Linked DNA regions of Mus musculus: region 1 is linked to region 2. The links are chromatin loops, found by intact Hi-C in ENCODE. Cell type or tissue: heart. All regions are shown on one strand.

Evidence for each region. A loop is a pair of places that touch in the nucleus more often than their neighbours do. Peaks named below come from ENCODE experiments on the same cell type or tissue, not always from the same donor. Only the 100,000 strongest peaks of a DNase experiment are listed, where the experiment ranks them.
Region 1: it touches region 2 in a loop (2.0-fold over the local background); 4 of 42 quality-filtered maps call a loop at or near these places.

Annotation. Positions count from the first base shown.
Region 1 is chr9:113,873,541-113,876,040 of GRCm38, forward strand. All of the region lies in intron 23 of Clasp2 (CLIP associating protein 2), which reads left to right. Among named protein-coding and RNA genes, the nearest start is that of Gm39439, 56 kb to the right of the region's middle. In heart, no CTCF peak of the experiment used is centred here; no DNase peak of the experiment used is centred here.
Region 2 is chr9:113,741,308-113,743,807 of GRCm38, forward strand. It overlaps Clasp2 (CLIP associating protein 2), which reads left to right and starts at 166. Exons shown (of 40, transcript NM_001114347.1): 1 at 166-568. The coding sequence starts at 374. In heart, a CTCF peak has its summit at 1,382; DNase peaks (open chromatin) are centred at 44 and 504; H3K4me3 peaks cover 1,759 bases; H3K27ac peaks cover 1,308 bases.

The sequences.
Region 1 (2,500 bases), 130 kb after region 2:
GCACCATATAAGAATCCATAGTAATTCAGAATATTTAAGACTTGTTACTGCTTCCTTACTCTAAAGGGAGTACAGTGCTAAATAGACAGCTCACTGTAATTAAGAAGATTATACAAGTGTTGCTTAATGCCATGTGGTCATCTTAAGATGGTGAAGTCACATAGCATATACTCTTTAATCTTAGTAAGAGAGTTGCAAACCATGTAGCTGCTTACATCCTGATAAGGTCACATGGTTGCTATTTAAATCTATCTATCTATCTATCTATCTATCTATCTATCTATCTATCTATCTATCTATCTATAATGAGAGTTGAATCTAAATTATATACATGCAGAGTTTATGAAGGCCAAGCCATCCTGTAGGAAAGACAAAAGTAATTCCTGTTATTAAAAATATTCATCAGCTCTCATTAGTCATATGAGTAGGATGATATTAAAATGAAAGATATGTATTTTATTAAACATTAAAATGCATTTATGTGGCAATTTATTTCTGGATATAAGACAAGGGTCAGTTTTATGTGCTGCCAGTCTGAAGGGAGGTCTGAAATGTAAAGTAGGCAGAGATTAGGTTATAGAGTAATACTTAGTACCATCCACTATGGATTTTTAATGGGTTTTGTTAGGGTACTAGTAGTCTCTTTTCAGTGCTCATAGCTTCCATTTTTCAACAGTTTATTTATTCCCAGATGCAGAACTAATGCTCTTTGGACCATTATGAATAAGATGTACCTTAATATAAATGAATAAAATGATTTTTTGTTTTTGTTTTTGTTTGTTTGTTTTGGTTTTTCGAGACAGGGTTTCTCTGTGTAGCCCTGGCTGTCCGGGAACTCACTCTGTAGACCAGGCTGGCCTTGAACTCAGAAATCTGCCTGCCTCTGCCTCCCGAGTGCTGGGATTAAAGGTGTGCGCCACCACCGCCCTGCAGAAAATGATTTTTGACTAATGTAAAATTTGTCTGTGTACTTGTAGAAACAGATCTTGAAAGAATTAATTCAGTTACAGAGTTATAGCAGTTAATAGTGTCCTTCCACCACACATGTTGACCTGTGCTCCAGGTTTCCATCTGTCTTAGTCTGTCCAGGCTGCTATAACATGCAATAGCTCAGTACTCCTAAGTAACTAGGACTTACTCCTCAGTACTGTGAAGGCCCAGTGTCTGCTGAGGACCCTTCTGGCTCCTGCATGCTGTCCTCCGTAGAAGAAGTCCTTAGCTCTCTGGAGTGCCTTTAATGCTCTCATAACTAGATTGCCTCTCAGAGGCACCACCTACCTTTAACACTTAGAGTCAGTATTTCAACATATGAATAGAAAGGCACAAAAATCTAGACTTACAGAATTGAATTGAAATAGCTCTCAGTGGGTGTTGAGAGTAAAGGAGATAAGATTATTATTAGTTACCATAGTGGTTTTTTTTTTACTGCAAGTGTTTGTTTTTGTTTTGTTTTCATGCTTGTACTTTTGACATTTCCCTCCATTTGAACTTGCCTTTCCTGTCTCCTATGGCCTATTTCCGTCCACTTAGGTGTGATTTGTATTTGTGTCAGAGTTGATCTCTCAATGCTACTTGATGTTCCATTGCCATGTGTGGCGATGCTCTGCTCATTAACTATGAGAGTGACACCACTGTTAACTACCTCTCCTTGCCTGACAGTAGTGCTGCCACTATTCCTTGTCTCTGTGGTGATAGATGAGGTTTGTATGGTCCTGTTATTCCAGCCTCCAGACACCATTCCAGATCCACTGGTGCCCTCTACGCCCCCGATGTGTGTGGGGCCTCAGGTGAAGGATGAGTACATTTCACTATCGTCTCTGCATTCATCTCAGTCTGCCCTTTTCTGTTTTCATCACATAAGATTCATTTTAAAGCTCATTTGTGTTATGTAAATTTAATTGATTAGAGAATAAATCACTTATGTTTTTCCCCCAAGTAACTCTCCTTCCTCCCTTTAGCAACCCCTTAGCATTTTCTAACTGGCAGATGGGCATTGGGTTTTTTGTTTGTTTGTTTGGTTTTGGGGGGTACAACTCGTATCATTTTTGAATATAGAATTGTTTTATGTTCTCAGTTATGTATATATATATATATATATATGTATGTATGTTTAAAAAAAACCAAAATGGTGGATGAAGTGTTTTAATTGTATACAAAACAGTCGGTGGGCAGGTGAGAATTTATGTCTAGTTTGTCTATATGTGTGAGAACATTGGGCACAAAGTAGTTACTTAATGGATATTGAACAATCTGTTTTAGCTAAAGAATAAAATCAGTTTTCCTGAAGGAGACATTATTATTAGAACTTTGTGGTGAGTTGCTGGTGTGACTTCATAAATCTCCCCCTGACTGTTACTGATGAGGGAGTTCTGGGTTACTTTATGATTCACTTCATTTGGAGAGCCCTGCCTGAACTGGCAGAGCCATCTTCTCCCTCTTCTACTAAGTAAACAGTGGCTCTTCTTTAAATTTGTTTCTCATTTGTGAATAATTTTGACTG
Region 2 (2,500 bases):
CCAGGGTCGCCCACGCGAGGCGACCCACACGGCCCCGACAGCCCAAGGCTCGGGCCATCAGTAGCGCCACAGGCCGCAGCCCACAGGGGCTCGGGCGCGCCGGGAGGCCGGGCTGGAGGCCGGGCGCGTCGCTCTGACGTCACGCGCGCGCTGACGTCGCCGGCAGCCGCAGCCTCTGAAGCGGGGCTGGGACCGGGGGGCGCCGAGTTTGATTAGTTTAGGGGGGCCGTCCCCCGCCGGCCGCCGCACCCCAGGCAGCGGCGTCTCTGCGTGTCGGCGCGTCCCGGAGGCTTCACCGCCGCGCCTCGGCGGTGCTGCGAGGAAAGTTGGCGTGTAAGGGGCGACGGGCGTGTGAGGGGTGGCGGGCGCGGCCATGGAGCCCCGCGGCGCCGAGTACTTCTGCGCCCAAGTGCTGCAGAAGGACGTGAGCGGCCGGCTGCAGGCGGGCGAGGAGCTGCTGCTCTGCCTCGGCACGCCCGGAGCCATCCCGGACCTGGAGGACGATCCGAGCCGCCTGGCTAAGACCGTGGACGCGCTCACCCGCTGGGTGGGCTCGAGCAACTACCGGGTGAGCGGCGGTGCGAACGGGCGCGCGGCCGGGGCGGGCGGGCGCGCTGCCGCCGGGGTCCGGGGACGCGCTGGCATCGCCCCCCAGGGCTTGGGGTACGGCCCCAGGCGGCGGTTCGGTGACACGTTGCTGTGTTGCTTGGCGCTTTACAAAGTGGTAACTTGCGGCCCAAGGCTTTAAGACTTTGTAACGTTTGTCTACGCCCGATGGCAACGCCTGCGCTGAGATGGGGCGTTTGAGTACGGCGTGAAGTTGGACCGTCAAGTTCATCTCTTGCTGTTATACTTAATCTCCAGTTTCTTTTCTCTCTACCCTCTCTTCATCCCTCTCCGCCTCTCTTCCTTTTTTTTTCTTTTTTGCTTCTCTCTTCCTCCCTCTCTTTCCTCTGTCGTTCCCTCCCCGTCTCCCTCCTCTCTTTTCCTCTCCCCTCTCCCTTTCTCCCTCTTTTCTTTCGTAGTCTTTACGTGAAGGTTGAGATCACCCAAAAGCACCGTTAGCGCGTATTCAGGTCCTTCGCACGGAAGGACTGCTCATCTCATGGCATTTATTCACATTTCCCTTAATTGACAGCAGAAAGCCGTTGACCACTCATCAGTTCTCTTGTTTTCCCGCAGTTGGGACGAACTTAGATTTGAAACACTATGGTTTAGTTGATGCTGCAAACGAAGCGGGAATGGGGAGGAGTGCGGTAAGGTACGAGGAGGAATGGGTGTCCGGTCAGCATCAGGGAGTTGTTATGTAGCCACCGATGGAGAAAAGTGAATATTCTGTAATTAGTTGGAGTTGTTAGTGGTTACTTTTCTTTTTAGTCTTCTGGTGGCAGTATTGCTTTAAAATGCAGGCGGGAGCTCCCGTGGATGGAACGATTCTTAGTGATGTATCCAGCAAATAGGCTGTACTTTGAAAGCTTCTATCTATAGAGACAAGAAAAGCAGTTTTAATGATGAGATCTTTATGGAATTGTTGGAAGGTTAGACTTAGCAAGATTTAAAATAAAGTTTTCCTAGCACATATTATCAAATGTACATAATGGGTTTCACTGGCATCTTCATGCATGCATCTGTGTAATGTACGTTGTTCACTTTCACCGCTATTTCCCACTCTTGCTATTTCCATATAGTTCCTCTCTACCTTTGTATCTTTTTTTTTTTTGATTAAATGAATCAGTAAGCTTAAGGTTATTTAAAGGAGTATGGGTGAAGGGTTCAATAAAGGAACATGGGCATCTTATTAGTGACTGCATCACTGAAGAAAATATTTCCCCTATAATGTTTAAGGCCAGATTGGACTATATGATGAGGCCCTGTCTCAAAAAAAGGGGGGGGGGTAGGGGGCTTGGGGAAAGCTAATATTTACTAAAATACAGGGAGTATTAATTTCTTTTGAAGAAATTACCTAGCTCCCCTTACTGTGTAAGCAAGGCACATGTGTGCTCAGCATGGCTGTTTTGTGCTGTGTTGCAGCACTGGCTATTGTGGGAAGTCAGCCCGTTAGTAATGTTGGCTCACTGTCTCTAGAGGAAGCTGCTGGGCTTCGTTCTCCACACTGACAGTGGATTGCCTTGGAGCCTTTGCAGCCCTCAGATGTTTGTCCACAAGTGGCAGTAGTGATACCACAGTTGTCAACTCTGTTGTCACATCTCTGAGCATCCAGCTAACTGGCTAGAGTCCTTCCAGGAAGTATCTGATGTTCACACATTCTTTCCATGTTCCTTACAAGATACTTAGCCTGAGACAACTTAAGCAGTTGGAAGTGCCACAGGCCTTACAGCTTTGTCAAACACTTTCTGGTAGCGCTGCTCATTAGTCTTTATTTCTGGTACATGAATGAGTCACCTGTCTTCCTTAGGTCAGTTCCTTGGTTCTGCCATTAGATGCCACGCCTTCTTCTCTACTCAAGGACACTCATCACCCAGTTTTCTCCTTCAGAAAT